Regions from separate parts of the Homo sapiens genome. Here region 1 is linked to region 2. A link is an interaction called in ENCODE POLR2A ChIA-PET data of the cell type or tissue named here. Cell type or tissue: PC-9. All regions are shown on one strand. Links, peaks and the distances in the headings refer to the core of each region. The heading gives the core; the rest is flanking DNA.

Evidence for each region. ChIA-PET counts read pairs that join two places held together with the same protein. Peaks named below come from ENCODE experiments on the same cell type or tissue, not always from the same donor. Only the 100,000 strongest peaks of a DNase experiment are listed, where the experiment ranks them.
Region 1: POLR2A ChIA-PET joins it to region 2 with 21 read pairs; 11 of 35 experiments call an interaction of 5 or more read pairs at or near these places.

What each region holds. Positions count from the first base shown.
Region 1 is chr17:75,597,378-75,605,377 of GRCh38, reverse strand. It overlaps MYO15B (myosin XVB), which reads right to left. Exons shown (of 64, transcript NM_001395058.1): 15 at 3,815-3,940; 16 at 2,784-2,861; 17 at 2,433-2,548; 18 at 2,301-2,346; 19 at 2,066-2,190. Among named protein-coding and RNA genes, the nearest start is that of MYO15B, 14 kb to the right of the region's middle. In PC-9, for the core only: CTCF peaks have their summits at 3,814 and 4,020 (motif pointing left); a DNase peak (open chromatin) is centred at 3,857; H3K27ac peaks cover 1,213 bases.
Region 2 is chr17:75,766,062-75,777,298 of GRCh38, reverse strand. It overlaps H3-3B (H3.3 histone B), which reads left to right. Exons shown (of 4, transcript NM_005324.5): 4 at 1-865. Among named protein-coding and RNA genes, the nearest start is that of GALK1, 6.5 kb to the right of the region's middle. RefSeq lists enhancers at 711-800, 3,009-3,509 and silencers at 1,131-1,180, 2,111-2,170, 2,271-2,320. In PC-9, for the core only: no CTCF peak of the experiment used is centred there; a DNase peak (open chromatin) is centred at 2,158; H3K4me3 peaks cover 78 bases; H3K27ac peaks cover 927 bases.

The DNA.
Region 1 (8,000 bases), core at 1-8,000, 170 kb after region 2:
GCAAGCTCCGCCTCCCGGGTTCAGGCCATTCCCCTGCCTCAGCCTCCCTAGTAGCTGGGACTACAGGTGCCCGCCACCGCACCCGGCTAATTTTTTGTATTTTTAGTAGAGACAGGGTTTCACCGTGTTAGCCAGGATGGTCTCGATCTCCTGACCTCGTGATCTGCCCGCCTCGGCCTCCCAAAGTGCTGGGATTACAGGCGTGAGCCACTGCGCCCGGCCTTTTTGGTTTTTTTTTTTGAGACAGAGTTTCATTCTCATTGTCCAGGCTGGAGTGCAATGGTGCAATCTCAGCTCACCACAATCTCCACCTCCCAGGTTCAAGTGATCCTCTTGCCTCAGCCTCCCGAGTAGCTGGGATTACTGGCATGCAACACCACGCCCAGCTGATTTTGTATTTTTAGTAGAGACGGGGTTTCTCTATATTGGTCAGCTGGTCTCAATCTCCTGACCTCAGGTGATCTGCCTGCCTTGGCCTCCCAAAGTGCTGGGATTACAGGCGTGAGCCACTGCACCCAAGCCCTTTCACACTTGCTGTACGACACCCTGAGCCCCTCAGTATTTATTTCATTTCTAGATCATTAAAAAATTTGGAAAGTGCCTGCTCTATGCCAGGCGCTCAGCTGGGGGCTGAGACACTGCAGTGAACTTGGGCAGGGAGGGTCTCTGCGCTGGAGCTCAGGGGGAGAACAGGTGAACATGGTGTGCGCAGGAGGCATGAGGGCTGGTTCTGGGCCACGGGAGCAACAGGAATGTGGTTCCCAAGGCCTTCGTCTCCTCGCCACCCAACACAGTAGGTCTCAAGACAAGTTTGTGGGAGGGAGGGAGGGAGGGGTGTGGAAGGGAGGGGCATGGAAGGGAGGGAGGGGCGTGGGAGGGAGGGACGTGGAAGGGAGGGAGGGGCGTGGCAGGAAGGGGTGGGTGGGGGAGTGTTGAAGGACATTTCACAGGTCCAGATGGTGGTACCAGTTTGGCTTAATGGACACTCAGTAGTTAGTCTGTACCAAGCAAGCACCGTGCAGGTTCTGGGGATGTGGGTGACAGTCTGTGGTCACGGGATGCCACAGTGCATCAGGGAATGGCACAGATCAGCAGACCTGGTCTGTGCTGGGTGGAGAGTTGTACCTGGAGGTTCCTCTCACCCAGCTTCCGGGCTCAGGGGTTCTTGTTGGAGGTGACAATTGCTGTAGCTGGTAGGTTTCCAGATGGCAGAGACAGAACGTGCCCCGCCCTGGAGCTTCTCAGGATCTGACTCAAGGCTGGGAACACCCATCCCTACTGCCTGCCTTTTGCTCAGTCCCCCAACCAGGCCATCCCCATTGCCAAGGCCATCACAGGCTAAGGAGGTCCACAGAGCCCTGGGGTGAGGCTGCTGCTCCTAGTAGCTGCCCCCTCCCTTCTGAGGCAGCCACCAGCCCAGCTCAGCTGGACATCAACGAGAAGTGACTCCACCTGCTCCCTCTGTCCCTGTGCTTGGGGTAAACTCCAGCCCTTCAGAGGATTCCCAAGATGCCATCCAGTCAATAGCCAAAGGCCAGATAGGCAAACAACAAAACGGACAATGCCACCAGCTTTTCTTGGAGGTTTCTGAACTCTGGGAACAGAGCTGCCTCTGGGGTTCCTGGCAGCTCCATGTGCCACCCCGCCCCTCCCCGCCCCTCCTGCCCTTCTGAGAGGCTCTTTTCTCACTCCGTCCCCCCTGCCATCTCACTGCTTCAGCCTGCACTCCCTGGACAGCTGCTGTGGGCACTAGACCGTGAGCCCCGCCTAGGGCAGGTACTGCTCCCACCTCATCTCTGGTGCCCAGGCATCAGCACAGGAGAGGTTTGCAGAGAGGAGAAGAAATGACGAATGCGTGGAGGGATGGTGAATGGTAGAAGAGAGTGAGATGGAGAGAGAAAGAGAGAGAGAGAGAGGATGAGAGGACGAGGAGAGAGAGGGAGGGTTGGGTGCTAGGCCCAGTCCTGGGCAGAGTGAGTCCATCTCCAATCAGAAGGACCCCCGGGGCTGCCAGTCACTCCCGGTGGCCTCCTTGTCAGTCCTGCCCCGAGGTGCTGGGCCCCACCTGGCCAGGAAGGCCTCAAAGGGCACACGCACGGGGAAGTTGGCACTGCGGGTGCCCACGGCCTCCAGTATGGCTGCCTGGTGCAGTTGCTCTGTCACATGTCCCACGTCAAAGAGGCCTGGAAGCTGTGGCCACAAGACAGAGCCAAAGACAGCTGGAGTCAAGGGGCCTAGAGCTGTGGGGAGGGAGGTGCAGGGAGGGGGAGGGCCCTGAGGCCAGTTGCTGGGGAGCTCACCTTTCCAGGGTTAGGGGTGAGGCACTGGATGAAATAGACATGGCTCCTGATGAGGGAAAGAGGGGTCACTCGGGCACAGACTGGAGCCCCATACAACTCCCTGGGGTCTGGTGTGGCGGGCGCTGTTCTTACCTGCCCAGCCGGGCTATGAGGTCCTCCAGGGCCTGCTGGAAGCGAGAGGCCAGCGTGGGTCTGCCTCGCCCTCCCCTGGACTGGGGCTCTGCCTCCTGGAACAGGCTGCCCACCAGCTGTGGGGGTGAAGGGCTGAGTCAGCTGGCCGCTGGGGCGTGCCCATCCACCCTGCAGCCCGGGAGAGCCAGAATGGACCAGCCCTCGGCATCCAGACCCTGGCAAGCTCAGCCCATGGCCCAAGGTGCCAGGGACTTGAGGGCCAACCCTTGGGCAAGAGCGCCCAGGGGGAAAAGGACAGAATTGGGGGACAGAGTATGGAGCGGGTGGGGGCCTGGAAGGGCAGATGGGCACCTGGAGCTGGCTCTGGCCAAGCATCTCCACCACAGCAGGGTCCAGCTGATCCCGGTTTCTGTTTAAAAACTTGTGAACCTGCAAGAGACCATGCAGGTGGGGAGGGAAGTGGAGAAAGGGAGGAGAACAGGAACCAAGGAGGGGAGGCTGGATATGGAGGAGAAGAATCTACCCTCTCCCCAGGTGACCTGAAAGGCTGCCTTGGTGTTTCCAGCCCTTTACCTAGCCTTGGGTCTGCCACTGGACTTTCCATTCCACCCCATGGACAGGTCCAGTCCCCAGCAAGACCACACTCTCCCCACTGGGGCTTTAACCTATGCTAGTCAATAGGTTGACTAGACAAGAATGTTGTCTGTCTCTCCATATTAAATCTATTTTGATTTACATTTTCCTAGCTTTCTTGAACTCCTTGTATTTCTTTTTTGGGGGCAACTCCTGGGTAGTTTGTAGTTTTTCTTCTCCAAGCAAAGTGTGCCATCTCCTCCAGGGAGAACTGATTCTCCCTACTGCCCTTCCCTTTATTCCAGCCCCCGCTCCCCCACCCCCAGTTCCTCTCCTCCTGGGGTAGGCACGCGTGCAGCTTCTTGGTAGGCATAGAACTCGGAAGGGGGAAGGGAAGTCCATTCAGTGAGCACCTACTATGTGCCAGGCACCTGCCAGGCCATCTCCACGTTACTACATCTCACCCTCACAGCAACGCCAGAGCTTAGGTCTCCATACCCATTTTACAGGTGAGGAAACGGAGGCTCAGAAGGCGAAGTAAACTGCCAAGGTCATCAGGTCCCATGCTTGTGCTCTGCCCACTTGTCTGGAGGGTCCCAAGGCTTCCACTCCCTGACCCCATAATTGTCACCTAGAACTCAGTAAACCGTGCTCAGAACTGGGCAGGGCCCATGGCTCAGGTAGGGACAGGTGTCCAAGCCTTGCAAGGGGCCTCCCCACACCCACTCCTCTCCGCTGTCGGGTGACTCAGCTTGGGAGGGGACACTGCCCTCGCTGATTCACCCTGGTCTGTCCCTGAGGCCAGGTACCTGGTAGGTGACAGTCCCTGCATAATGTCGCACGGTGAACACGGGCAGGGGCAGCCGGGGCTTGGCATAGCTGGGGTGGTCACCATGGTGATAGTGGCTCTTCTGGAGGAAGGTGTGGTCCGTGGCCTAGGAGAGGAGCCATGAGCTCCCTTCACGCCTCTGCACAGGCTGTCCTTCTGGATGGCGCCCTCTCCCGGTGAGCACGAGTACTGCCTACACTGACTATAAGGGTAGGTTTGGCTTTGTTCCCCAAAACAAGCGCTTTGGGAGGCCGAGGTGGTCGGATCGTTTGAGGATAGGAGTTCGAGATCAGCCTGGGCAACCTAGTGAGATCCCATCTCTACAAAAAATTTAAAAATTGGGCTGGGCGCGGTGGCTCACGCATGTAATCTCAGCACTTTGGGAGGCCGAGACAGGCAGATCACAAGGTCAGGAGTTCGAGACCAGCCTGGCCAACATAGTGAAATCCCAACTCTACTAAAAATACAAAAAATTAGCTGGGCGTGGTGGCAGGTGCCTGTAATCTCAGCTACTCAGGAGGCTGAGGCAGGAGAATCACTTGAACCCAGGAGGCGGAGGTTGCAGTGAGCCACGATGGCACCATTGCACTACAGCCTGGGTGACAGTGCGAGACTCCATCTCAAAAAAAAAAAAAAAAATTAAAAATTAGCTGGGTGGGGCTAGGCGCAGTGGCTCATGCCTGTAACCGCAGCGCTTTGAGGCCAAGGCAGGTGGATCACCTGAGGTCAGGAGTTCAAGACCAGCCTGGCCAACATAGTGAAACCCTGTCTCTACTAAAAATACAAAAAAATTAGCTGGGCATGGTGACTCATGCCTGTAATCCCAGCTACTCAGGAAGCTGAAGCAGGAGAATCATTTGAACCTGGGAGGTGGAGGTTGCAGTGAGCCGAGACCGCACCATTGCACTCCAGCCTGGGCAACAAGAACCAAACTCCGTCTCAAAAAAAAAAAAAAAGAAAAGAAAAAAGTAACATTAGCTGGGTGGAAGGACTGATTGAGACTGGGAGCTTGAGGCTGCAGTAAGCTATGATGGTGTCACTGCACTCCAGCCTGCGTGAGAGAGTGAGACCCCATTTCTAAAATAAGTAAGTACTTAAACAAAAAAAAAAAAAGAAATGGGGATGGGGCACTTTAGTACAGATTTAGCAATCATTCCTGGGAGAATGGTCCCACAATCACATGTGCTTTTAAACAGGTCTTTCAAAGATCACTCTTAGGCCGGACGCGGTGGCTCACGCCTGTAATCCCAGCACTTTGGGAGGCCGAAGCAGGTGGATCACGAGGTCAGGAGATCGAGACCATCCTGGCTAACATGGTGAAACCCCGTCTTTACTAAAAAATACAAAAAATTAGCCGGGCATGGTGGCGGGCACCTGCGGTCCCAGCTACTCGGGAGGCTGAGGCAGGAGAATGGCGTGAACCCGAGAGGCGGAGTTTGCAGCAGTGAGCTGAGATCACGCCACTGCACTCCAGCCTGGGCGACAGAGCAAGGCTCTGTCTCAAAAAAAAAAAAGAAAAAAGAAAAAAAAAGAAATAGAGATGAGGAGCTTTAGTACAGATTTAGCAACCATTCCTGGGAGAATAGTCCCAGAATCACATGCGCTTGTATTTATTTATTTCATTATTATTATTATTATTATTATTATTTTGAGACGAGTCTTGCTCTGTCACCCAGGCTGGAGTGCAGTGGCACGATCTCGGCTCACTGCAACCTCCACCTCCCGGGTTCATGCCATTCTCCTGCCTCAGCCTCCCGAGTAGCTGGGACTACAGGCACCCGCCACCACGCTCGACTCATTTTTTGTATTTTTAGTAGAGACAGGGTTTACACTGTGGTCTCGATCTCCTGACCTCGTGATCTGCCCGCCTCAGCCTCCCAAAGTTCTGGGATTACAGAGATGAGCCACCGCGCCCGGCCTACATGTGCTTTTAACCAAGTCTTTCAAAGATCACTTTCAGGCCAGGTGCGGTGGCTTGTGCCTGTAATCCCAGCACTTTGGGAGGCTGAGGTGGGTGGCTCACAAGATCAGGAGATCAACCATCCTGGCTAACATGGTGAAACCCCGTCTCTACTAAAAATACAAAAAAAAAGAAAAAAAAATTAGCCAAGCATGGTGGCGGGTGCCTGTAGTCCCAGCTACTTGGAAGGCTGAGGCAGTAGAATGGCGTCAACCCGCGAGGCGGAGCTTGCAGTGGGCCAAGATCACGCCACTGCACTCCAACCTGGGCAACAGCGAGACTCTGTCTCAAAAAAAAAAAAAAATCACTTTCAAAAAGTAACTCAGTTGGGAATGATAGTAGGAGTCAGTTAAAACACACATACACAAACACACACAGTAACTCAAGGACAGGTGCAGTAGCTCACACCTGTAATCCCAGCACTTTGAGAGGCAACGGTGGGAGGATTGCTTGAGCCCAGGAGGTTGAGACCAGCCTGGGCAACATAGGGAGACCCCATCTCTATTTTTTAAAATATAAAAATAAAACTAAAAAGTAATTTAGTTGGACGTTATTTTACTGAGCTAATGAACATAAAATAGCAAGTGCATGGGGGAACTTGCCTATATTATGTAAATGAGAACTTGGGTTTGGGGTAACAATTCCAGGCTCAGCACCCACCTCGGACTCAGAAAATGGTACATGTCACATAACATAGACCTAAGTGATATTGCTGAGCCCTGGAAATCCATGCTGGGGGATTCCAAAAGTGATCTTGGGACCTCAAAGACACTCGTGACAAGTTTTAACAAAACATTATGAAATGTGAACTGGGAGAAACAATCGTTTAGAAATTAACACTCTCTTAATTATCTAGTACAAGACTTTACATACGTATAAGTATTAATAAATGAACATTATATATCATATATTAATGTGACTTGTTATATATCAATATATAGTACATGAAGACATGTATTGCATTAATATGACAGTGATCAACGAACTATTACAATAACATTTGATGATTTTACCATTGTTTTTCACCTTTCATTTTCTTTTTTTTTTTTTTTTTTTGAGATGGAGTCTCGCTCTGTCGCCCAGGCTCACGCCATTCTCCTGCCTCAGCCTCCCCAGTAGCTGGGACTACAGGCGCCCACTATCACGCCCGGCTAATTTTTTGTATTTTTAGTAGAGACCGGGTTTCACCATGTTAGCCAGGATGGTCTCGATCTGCTGACCTCGAGATCTGTCCACCTTGGCCTCCCAAAGTGCTGGGATTACAGGCGTGAGCCACCGCGCCTGGCCCATTTTCTTTTCTTTTCTTTTCTTTTTTTTGAGACGGAGTCTTGCTCTGTCCCCAGGCTGGAGTGTAGTGGCACGATCTCGGCTCACTGCAACCTCCGCCTCCTGGGTTCAAGCGATTCTCCTGCCTCAGCCTCCCATGCCTGGCTCACCTTTCATTCTCAACCACTAATTGGGAAAATGGGGGAGGGTTGCCCCATATTCAGGATCACGTTATATTGAGCTTCCACAGAAACTCCTGCTCCACATTCCAGCCTCAGCTCCTAGAGGCTCATGACGCCCCCCAACTCTCCCTGCCCCACACGCCCACCCACGGAGCCGCACAGGGGTGATTTTGTATTTGGCTCTGCGTTTTTGGTTTGTTTTTTTATAATTAATTAGTTTGAAACAACTTCTCACTCTGTCACCCAGGCTGGAGTGCAGTGGCATGATCATGGCTCACTGCATCCTTGACGTCCTGGGCTCAAGCAATCCATCCACCTCAGCCTCCCAAGTAGCTCTAACTATAGGCTCACACCACCACACCAGGCTAATTGTTGTATTTTCTGTAGAGACAGGGTTTTTTCATGTTGGTCTCGAGCTCCTGGGCTCAAGGGATCCACCCACCTTGGCCTCCCAAAGTTCTGGGATTACAGGCGTGAGCCACTGAGCTTGGCCAAGGCCTGTTTTTTTAAATGAACATTTCTCTCCTGCTGCACTGCGGGCTGTAAGAGGGGAGAGACTGGGTCTAATTTTGTTCACCTTTTATCCTTAGCACAGTTCCTGGCACAGTTATTCATTCATTCATTATTTCCTTAACACGTGCTGCAGATAGAGCTCAAACCCTTCACACGGGCACCCGCCCTTGTGGAGCCCAGTCTGGCGCGGTAAGGAGTCAGTGAATGAATAGACGCTGTGACTGCATGTGGACGCGCGCTGAAAC
Region 2 (11,237 bases), core at 521-8,520:
TCTCTGCTTGATTAAGATGCCATAATAGTGCTGTATTTGCAGTGTGGGCTAAGACAAAGTATATTAATAAGCTTTTCAGCCCCCCCACTCCCGTTCCGTAGTGTAGAAGCCCACAGGTGTAGAACTCAGTCTTAAACTTCAGTATGAAACCAGTTTCCTTGTGCGATGATGGCCACTAAAGCATAGTACGTGGATGTCAGTGAGACAGCATGAGAGCCAGCAGTCATCAAAGCGTTCCACGTTTGAAGTTAGCAACTGCTTAAAGTTATACCCCATTAAAATTGCTTTCTCAAAAGTTTGGGTTAGTTTCAAATGTGATATTTTGGAGGGAAGGTAAAGTAGGTATCTTTCAGGTCGTGATAATGAGCTCCTATGAAAGGATGCAATATAATGACCCGCTTTTCTAGAAAGTTCATAATCAGCTCTGGAACAAGCACACTTGATTCCTCACTGTGCTTCAGAATGAGATTAAGATCAGATGTTGGAACGTGCTATGCTGTAGCGTGTCTGGAAACAAAGTACACAAACCTGGCTACGGTGATGAGTTAGCTTCTGCTTACTACCTGTGACAACCCAAGTGGGTGACACTAGTGAACCTTCTCCAGTCTGCAGGCTGGCATAGAAGGCTCTTAGATTATATTGGGCAGCTTGCAATCTGCCGAAGCAGTGACTTGCATTTCCACACTTGGCTTGAGCACTCAACCCAGAAGGCGAAGATAGCTTTTGGTTGTAGGCGGCTTCCTGTATGGGATATCCCTCGGTAAGGGTAAAGGAGCAGAGGCAAAGGAGAAAAGCAGAAGTTGCAGCTGATGCAGGTATCCTATGCCCTTGATGGATGAGACTAAAATAAAATTTTTGAAGTTAAGATTTTCTCATTTCTCAATGGTTTTCATTCAAATGATAATGTCTTTCAAAAAGTTTGGGGCAATGTCCAAAAAGCACTGACTTCTGATTCATCTGGGGCTGGGACGTGCGCATTCAATAATAAGGAAGCTCCCTATTGAGGTGACCTCAGTGACAGTTGGCCCAGGACAGTGCCAGTCTGTGCCTGCTGAAGTGGTGTATTTATTTATTTTGAGACGGAGTCTTGCTCTGTCACCAGGCTGGAGTACAGTGGCGCGATCTTGGCTCACTGCAACCCCCGCCTCTCAGGTTCCAGTGATTCTCCTGCCTCAGCCTCCTGAGTTGCTGGGACTACAGGCAAACACCACCATGCCCAGCTAATTTTTGTATTTTTAGTAGAGACGGGGTTTCACCATGTTGGCCAGGATGGTCTCCATCTCTTGACCTCGTCATCTGCCCACCTCGGCCTCCCAAAGTGCTGGGATTACAGGTGTGAGCCACTGCGCCCAGCTGGTGTATTTACTTTTTAGAGACGGGGTCTCCATATGTTGCCCAGGTTGGTCTCAAACTCGAGCTCCCAAAGTGCTAGGATTACAGGCTTGAAGTGTATTTAATAGTGCCTGTGTTTACTGTTCTCTGTCCCAATTTGGCAAATTATGCGGTCGTTCTACCTACCCATACCATGGTGATGTGAGGTGGGGACCCAGTGACTTATTTGTATAGGGACATGTCTCAGGAAAATAAGGTCAAATTGCTTACCCACCAATATTCTAATTATACCACCTTCAATCTGAAAACGGGACATAATTTGTCCCTTAAACTTCAATCATCTGATCCACATAGCAGTCAGTTTTGAGATGAAGCAGGGTTGTTTTACCCAGAACCAGGGGTCCACAGTGTAACTGCAGAATAAGGAAAAGGAAGGGTGAAGAGGAAGACGGGAGAAATGAAGGGCAACGGGTGTTCCCTCACTAAGAGTGGACCCAGCTCCTGACCTGCAACTTCATCATGAACAAGTGGTCTTCCAGCCACCTTCTTGAGGACACAGGCTAAGGGCTTCAGGACAAGTGGAGTGGCTTGGGTTTCAGAATTTCTGGGAGCCAGAGTCCTGTCAGGACCTTGGATACTTTTAGCACCTGGTCCACTGGTCCTGGCCTAGGGACCATCAGCCAAAGGGAAGGAGAAGAGGCCCTGAGCTGACTGCCTGGACTGGAAATTAACAGTTTCCAACTCATCGATTCACTGGATGATTCCCCAACAGTGGTGTCTGCTGCTCAGCTCCCCCTGCCTGGCTCCTTGCAAGCACTGTCTGGTGTCAGGTGTCAGGGTGGGGTCTTGCAGCCCTGGGAAAGCAATCCCTTTCTCCTGAATCACCTTCAGGTAGGTCAGTAGAGGGAGGAACACTGCGGAACACGGTCAGCTGTCTGCAATTCAATCAGCAGGAAACAAGGGCTTGCCCTATGGTTTCTGCAAGATGGCCCCAGCCTGTGTTCAGATTCAGAGACTGAGGCCTATGGCCAGTCTAGCCCGCCATAGAGAAGTGCCAGGTGGGTAGTTTTCACCCCTTCTGCAGTTGTCTTACAGGGGGTGCTGTGGTCCACTGGGCACGAGTTCTTTGAGCCCCTATCCTGGACATTCTCTCCTCATCCCTTGGAGCAGGAGCATTTTAATCATCTTGCCAAAGGAATCGCAGTCCACCTCTCTCAGCCCCACCCCAGGCACTGATCAGTCCCATTGAGGCTAAGCTGGCTGCACCTTGCCCGGGCCCTCACAGCCTCTTCCTTCCCTCACCCCTATGGTGCTCCTGCCTGCCCCTGTGGGCATTTCTCAGGGAGATGCCCTGATCACAAGGATGTCACCAGCCTGGACCACTCTTATCAAGCTGGGCCTGCTTCTGACCAGCAACTGCTGCATGAAAGCTGGCCTTCCAGCATCCTCCTCCAAGGTAAGGCTAGAAGAAGGGGAGAAGGGGTAGGCCCCTGTTGGGTTGCCAACCCAAATTCTACAGTACCCTCAGAAGACTAAGGATGCCCTCTTCTTGGGCCGGGTGGCTGGCCTTTTCCCTCCCTGATCCCTTTGTCAGCAGGTCTGGGGAATGAGGGAGGCTGCAGGCCGAGGTGGGTGCAGCTGAGACAGCCCTGTGTTTACGCACAGAGGAGTTTGCACAAGGCCTCTATTGCGAGGGGCTGTGGTGTGAGAAGGGGCTGGAGAATATTATCCTCCCCTTGGGGACTCCTACTCCCTGTGGTCCTGCTGACGGCCCAGCAATCCCTGGCTATCAGTGATCCCACCAGACACTGTCTCCCTCCAAGCAGAGTCACAGGATTTCTCTGGGATGCGCCCCACCATGTTCTGGTGTCTTCACCTGAGCACTATGCCCGGTGGCCAGCAGGGGCCAATCTTGCAGGTCAAGCACACCTGGGAGCAGCGCTTCTTAGCCGTCTCCCGAGCAGAGGTCTCTCCACTCGAGCCCAGCCCACCTCCTACCTCATGACCCGTCCCCCATGGAGAAAGCTAAGAGGCCCTACAGTCACCCCCCACTGGAAAAGCAAGAAGTGGGGGCTTCAGTGGGGCTGTAGCTCCTGGAGGGGCGGTAAGGCCATGCGTGATCTGGAAAAGGGTGCAGAGAGAGGGACGTGGTGAGGCAGCCAGGGTCTGGGGCCTTCTCGCTGGCAGCTGCGAGCTCTCATCAGGAAGCTGCAGTTCTGGGGATACACACAGTGGGATGGAGGGTGGGCAGAAAGGGAGAAGTTCATCTCAGACGTCACCAGTACCAGGGACAAGAGGGCTCCAGGGAAGGAGAGGGAGATGGGCTGCAGGCTTAGGGCAGGTGGCCTTTGCTGAGGGGTGTGTGAGGGATTGTGCCTGTCCTCATGGAGGTGGAACCTGGGCTCCGTTAAATCCCTATTCACGTACCACCTCCTACGTTGGCCACATTTTTCCCCATAAGCTCCTCTCTGCCAGGCACTGAGCCAGGGGGCCAAGCAGAGGGGTCAGGAGGGGCTTGGGTCCACAGCCCAGGCATCACGGCCCTCACAGGGCTCTCCCTCCCCAGCTCCGCACCTGCAGCTAGTCTCAATCCATCTGCCCACCACCAGCGGTCTGAGGCCTGGGCAGCTGCAGTGCCAGCAGCTTTCCAGCCAGTGTGAGGCGCAAGATGAGACAGCCTCGGCCCTGAGCTGTCAGCTGCATCTTGTAGGTCTGGACATGCTCCTTGGCCAGCAGCAGGGTGGTTGTCAACCTAGAGGGCAGGAACTTCAGGGACAGAGTAGGGGCAGCAAATAAAGACAAGACTTGCAGCTGGGTTATCTGAGCAGGGGCATCTGAGACCGCAGGGAGACGAGAAGCTCCTGGCGCTCCGAAGGCAGGGAATGAGTGTGTCTGCCCCTGGAATCACACCTGACACATAGCAGAAGTTCCAGGAGTGACTGCTGACCAAACCAAATGGCCCCAGCAGCCCCCAAGCACAGCTGGCTGGATCTGCTCCCAGCATGGGTGGCAAAGAATCAGTCTGGTTCCCAAAAGCTTTGGTTACTGGCCTGGCTTCCAAACCGAGAGTGTTTCACATAGGAACTGAGTCTGAGAGAGCAGCTGCCCCTCCTGTCCATCACCAAGAGGCTGAGCTTTAACTCTTGACACTTTCGTAAGCAGAGGCCAGTAGAGCAGAGGCTGCAGCAGTCCAGGAAACAGTAGTGGCTGAGAAAATGGGCTCAGGGGCCAGGAGAGGTGGCGCATGCCTGTAATCCCAACATTTTGGGAGGCTGAGGCGGGTGGATCACTTGAGGCCAGGAGTTTGAGACCAGGCTGGCCAGCATGGCAAAACCCCATCTCTACTAAAAACACAAAAATTAGCCAGGTGTGGTGGTGCATGCCTGTTATCCCAGCTACTCGGGAGGCTGAGAGAGGAGAATCGCTTGAACCCGGGAGGCGGAGGTTGAAGTGAGCCGAGATCACGCCACTGCACTCCAGCCTGGGCAACAGAGTGAGACTCCATTTCAAAAAAAAAAAAAAAAAAAAAGACGCTGGTAGTAAACAAGCTGTGCTGCCCCGCAGGTGCATCTTGGTGAGATATCAGCCCTGAGGTCTGGGCTGACCATGGGCTCAATATTATTATCAATATTCCAGACACTGTTATCATGAATATTATAGAAGGGCAAAGGGAGCCCAGATCAGGAAATAGGTTAACCCTCTAGAAGAAACAATAAAAGGAATCTCCCAGAATGGGTAAGGTAGTGAGCCATCTGCTGGGAGCAAGATGTCAGTCTCTGAAAACACCGGGAGCCACGGACCTAAGTCCATCAGGGAATCAGGCTGTGACTGCAACATAGAAGCCAGGGCTGCGTCAAGTGTATCGTCCCGTGAAACATAAACAAAGGCCAAGTTGAGCAAGGAGGGCCCAAGGATTTGGTTTTTGTGTAGAAGACAGACACGGACTCCCGTGGAGAAGAGGCATTTTGGAGTGCCTGTCCTCAGTGGTAGGTCACATCTTTCCGCGGCCTAGACAAACATTGTTAGAGCCAGGTGCAGTGGCTTTCCCATGTAATCTCAGCAACTTGGGAGGCTGAGATGGGAGGATTGCTTCAGCTCAGGAGTTGAAGGCTTCAGTGGGCTGTGATGGTGACACTGCACGCCAGCCTGGGTGACACAGCAAGACCCTGACTGAAAAAAAAACAAAAAACAAAAAAACCCACCTCTAAGCCTGTCTAGGTCACCAGACACCTGGCTGGCACGCATGGTATTCCCACCACTGGCTAGTATGTCCCAGTGGTGGATATAACCCAGAATTCTCTCCAGACGCCTCAGCCCTACGTGATAATCAGCAAGATACAAGCAAGTTTCTCAGCCAGCATAGCAGAGGACAAAGCTCAGGGTGAAGTGTTTCCATTACCATGCCACCTCCCCGCTAATCCTGAGACATCTGGCCAGGAAATGGGGGGAGGGTCAAAGGTCAAAGGAGACTTCACTCTGAACAAATTTCAGTAACACACTAGATGGGATTCAAAAAAGACAGTAAACACATTTCCCAAATAAAATCAATGTTTCAGAGTCCATCTTGAACAAACGGACATGCTTCGCCTTATGCCAACTTTTTTTTCTTTTTTGAGACGAAGTTTCACTCTGCAGCCCAGGCTGGAGTGCAGTGGTGCCATCTCGGCTCACTGCAACCTCTGCCTCCCAGATTCAAGTGATTGTTCTGCCTCGTTCTCCTGAGTAGCTGAGATTACAGGCGCACGCCACCATGCCTGGCCTATTTTTTGTATTTTTAGTAGAGATGGAGTTTCACCATGTTGGTCAGGCTGGTCTCGAACTCCTGACCTCAGGTGATCCACCTGCCTTGGCCTCCCAAAGTGCTGGCATTACAAGTGTGAGCCACTGCGCCCAGACTAATTTTGTATTTTTATTTATTTATTTATTTTGAGGTGGAGTCTCCCTGTTGCCCAGGTTGGAGTGCAGCGGCACAATCTCAGCTCACTGCAACCTCTGCCTCTGGGGTTCAAGCGATTCTCCTGCCTCAGCCTCCAGAGTAGCTGGGATTACAGGCATGCGCCACCACACCAGGCTAATTTTGTACTTTTAGTAGAGATGGGGTTTCACCATGTTAACCAGGCTGGTCTCAAATTCCTGACCTCAGGTGATCCGCCCATCTCAGCCTCTGAAAGTGCTGGGATTACAGGCATGAGCCACCTTGCCCAGCCTAAATCGAGGTTCTCCAAGAAAAACTAAAACAGGCTGGGTGTGGTACTCACGCCTGTAAGCCCAGCACTTTGGGAGGCCGAGGTGGGCGGATCACTTGATGTCAGGAGTTTGAGACCTGCCTGGCCAACAGAGCAAAACCCATCTCTACTAAAAATACAAAAAAAATTAGCCAGGCGTGGTGGCTCATACCTGTAGTCCTAGCTACTTGGGAGGCTGAGGCAGGAGATTCGCTTAAGCCCAGAAGGTGGAGGTTGCAGTGAGCTGAGATCACGCCATTGCACTCCAGCCTGGGTGACTGAGAGAGACTCTGTCTCGCAAAAAAAAAAAAAAAAAGAAAAAAAAAGAAAAACTAAAACAACACAAAGGATGAAGATGGGTCAAATGGTCATGTTGGCCAGCTGAGGTGGCTCACGCCTATAATCCTAGCACTTTGGGAGGCCAAGGCAGACGGATCACCTGAGGTCAGGAGTGTGAGACCAGCCTGGCCAACACGGTGAAACCCTGTCCCTACTAAAAATTCAAAAAATTAGCTGGGCATAGTGGCACGTGCCTGTAATCCCAGCTACTTGGGAGGCTGAAGCAGGAGAATTGCTTGAACCTGGTAGGCAGAGGTTGCAGTGAGCTGAGATTGTGCCACTACACTCCAGCCTGGCGACAGAGCGAGACTCCATCTCAAAAAAAAAAAAAAAAGTCACGTTGTCAATTAAAATGAATCAATGGAAATAAAGATAAGGGTGTGGACTTCTAACTGGTCAGAATCCCTGCTCTCTCTTCTCCTATTCAGAAAGCTCTACTCAACATTTATCGCAGACAGAGGGGGTCAGATTTGTGACTGTCTGCCTCCCAATCAGACCGTGAGAGCCTGAGGCATTTATCTTTCTGGCCAATTGCATATAGGAGAGTACCATAATGCCTGTTGAATTAATGGACAACTGATAAGAATAGCAAACATTTATTCTGTGCGTACCAAGTGCCAGCTGCTGGGCTGGGCACTTTATGAAGATGATCTCATTCAGTTCCTTTTACAACAGCATGTCTGGGAGCAATCTCTAGCCCCATTTTACACATAAGAAACTGAGGCCCAGAAAGGTCACTTCATTTACCTGAGATCATATAATAGGAAGAGTGGAGATGAGGGCTCAGCACTGTTGGGTGTCAGAGGTGAGGTGAGTAAAAGGCATGCAGAGAAGGGGCTGCTTCGCTCACCTCTGCCCTGATAGAATGGGCCCTTGTAGGGAGGTATGGTTTGTGAGTTTCATTCCATTTCAACCAGCCCAAGGGCCACTCATGGTATGATTTGTTTGGTGTTGGCTGTGCCAAAAAATGCTTTACTGAAGTGTGCTCAAAAGGAGCAGGTCATCCGATGACATCTGGAATTGCTTGGGCTGGAGTGCAGTGGCGTGATCTCGGCTCACTGCACCTTCAACCTCTGGGCTCAGGTGATCCTCCTGCCTCAGCCTCCCAAGTAGTCGGGACCACAGGCACACACCACCAAGCCTGACTAATTTTTGATTTTTTTTTTTTTTTTGAGACGGAGTCTCAGTCTGTTGTCCAGGCTGGAATGCAGTGGTGTGATCTCGGCTCACCGCAACCTCCGCCCCCTGGGTTCAAGCGATTCTCCTGCCTCAGTCTCCTGAGTAGCTGGGATTACAGGCTTGTACCACCACACCGGGCTAATTTTTCTATTTTTTAGTAAAGATGGGGTTTCACTATGTTGGCCGGGCTGGTCTTGAACTCCTGACCTCAAGTGATCCACCCGCCTCGGCCTCCCAAAGTGCTGGGATTACATGCATGAGCCACCGTGCCCGGCTAATTTTTGATTTTTTTGGAGAGATGAGGTCTCCCTTTGTTGCCCAGGCTGGTCTTGAACTCCTGGTCTCAAGCGATTTGCCCACCTCAGCCTCCCAGTGTTGGGATTACAGGCGTGAGCCACCACACCTGGGCCCCATTCTTTTCTTAACAGCTTTATTGAGATATAATACATACCATATAATTCACCCATTTAAAACATAAAATTCAACAGTTTAGGATATTCACAGGCATGTGCAACCATCACCACAGTCCATTTTAGAACATTTTCCTTACCACAGAGAAACCTGCCATCCTTTGGCTCTGACCCTGCTATTCCCTCAGGCCTAAGCAACCGCTAATTAACTTTCCATCTGTAGAGATTTGCCGATTCTGGATATACAACAGGTGGTCTTGTGTGACTGGCTTCCTTCACTCACCATAATATTTTCAAAGTTCATTCTTTTTTTTTTTTTTTTGAGACGGAGTTTTGCGCTGTCACCTGGGCTGGAGTGCAGTGGCACGATCTCTGCTCACTGCAAGCTCCGCCTCCCAGGTTCACGCCATTCTCCTGCCTCAGCCTCCCGAGTAGCTGGGACTACAGGTGCCCGCCACCACGCCCAGCTAATTTTTTTCTTGAAGGCTCCATCCATGTTGTTACACGTATCAGTACTTCATTTCTTTTTATGGATTAATATTTCTATTGTATAGATACATCACTTGTTTTTTTTTCCCGAGACCAAGTCTCACTATGTCACCTAGGCTGGAGTGCAGTGACGAGATCTCGGTTCACTGCAAACTCCACCCCCCGGGTTCAAGTGATTCTTGTGTCTCAGCCTCCCGAGTAAGCTGGCATTACACATGTGCGCCACCATGCCTGGCTAATTTTTGTGTTTTCAGTAGAGATGGGGTTTCACCATGTTGGCCAGGCTGGTCTGGTCTTGAACTCCTGCTCTCAAGTGATCCGCCTACCTCGGTCTCCCAAAGTCTGGGATCACAGGCATGAACCACCACATCTGACATTTGAGCATCTTTTCATGTGCTTATTGGCCATTTGTATTTATATTATTTGGAAAAATGTCTCTTGAAATCTTTTGCTTTTTTTTTTTCTTCTTTGACACAGGGTCTCTCACCTTCTGAGTAGCTGGGACCACAGGTGTGTGCCACCCAACCTGGCTAATTTTTTTTTTTTTTTTTGTAGCAGTGAGGTCTTCCCACGTTGCCCAAGTTGGTCTCAAACTCCAAGCCCCTGAGATATACATGATTTGCAAGTACTTTCTTCCATTCTGTGAGTTGTCTTTTCACTTTCTTGACAATGTTCTTGTCAGGCCTCTGAGCCCAAGCTAAGCCATCATAGCCCCCGTGACCTGCACGTATACATCCAGATGGCCTGAAGCAACTGAATATCCACAAAAGAAGTGAAAATAGCCTTAACTGATGACATTCCACCACTGTGATTTGTTCCTGCCCCAACCTAACTGATCAATGTACTTTGTAATCTCCCCCACCCTTAAGAAGGTTCTTTGTAATTCTCCCCACCCTTGAGAATGTACTTTGTGAGATCCATCCCTGCCCGCAAAACATTGCTCCTAACTCCACCACCTATCCCAAAACCTATAAGAACTAATGATAATCCCACCACCCTTTGCTTACTCTTTTCAGACTCAGCCCGCCTGCACCCAGGTGAAATAAACAGCCTTGTTGCTCACACAAAGCCTGTTTGGTGGTCTGTTCACACGGACACGCGTGACAGTTCTTTGTTGCAGAAAAATATTTCACTTTGATGAAGTACAGTTTATTTTTCTGTTGTCACTTGTGCTTTTGATGTCATATCTAAAAAACCATTGCCTGGCCGCATTGGCTCACACCTGTATCCCAGCACTTTGGGAGGCTGAGGCAGGCAAATCACTTGAGGTCAGGAGTTCAAGAGCAGCCTGGCCAACATGGTGAAACCCTGCTTTTACAAAAATTATCCAGGCATGGTGGAGGGTGCCTGTAATCCCAGTTACTGGGGAGGCTGAGGCAGGAGAATCGCTTGAACCTGGGAGGCGGAGGTTGCAGTGAGCCAAGATCGCGCCACTGCACTCCAGCCTGGGTAACAGAGCAAGATCTGTCTAAAATAAATAAATACGTAAATAAATAAAAATAAAAAAACATGACTAGGTGTGGTGGCTAACGCCTGTAATCCCAGCACTTTGGGAGGCCAAGGTGGGTGGATCACCTGAGGTCAGGAGTTTGAGACCAGCCTGGCTAACCTGGTGAAACCCCAGTCTCCACTAAAAATACAAAAAATTAGCCGGGCATGGTGGCACGTGCCTGTAATCCCAGCTACTCCGGAGGCTGAGGCAGGAGAATCGCTTGAACCCGGGAGGCAGAGGTTGCAGTAAGCTGAGATCACGCCATTGCACTCCAGCTTGGACAACGAGAGCGAAACTCCGTCTCAAAAACAGAAACCAAATAAACATTTCCTAACCAATGTCACAAAACTGTACCCCTATGTTTTCTTCTAAGAGTTTTCAGAATTGCCCTTGGAATGCAGTTCCCCACTCTTTGGGCACACCCCTGAGCAGGCCCCAAGCTAAATCCCTGGCCATAACTCCCCACACTACTCCCACCCTAACCCCAAGCAAGCTGCTTACATTTCAGTCTTTCAGTTTCAAGGTTCCATGTAGGGTGGGCAGCTGTGGACAGGTATCAAGGCAGCAGTTGGGGCCGGCCAGCAGGTTTAGGATGCAGGATAGCAAGAGAAGAGTGCCTGACTGGGAACAAGGCCACGCCTCTGAGACAAGGGCTTCTGGGCTGAAGTAGTGCCTGCTGGGGCCAACAGCACAACCTACCTGGACAGCTGTGGCAGGTCCTTAAGGGAGGGGCTGGGCCCACTGCTGGCCACCGCCACCCTAGTCCAATTC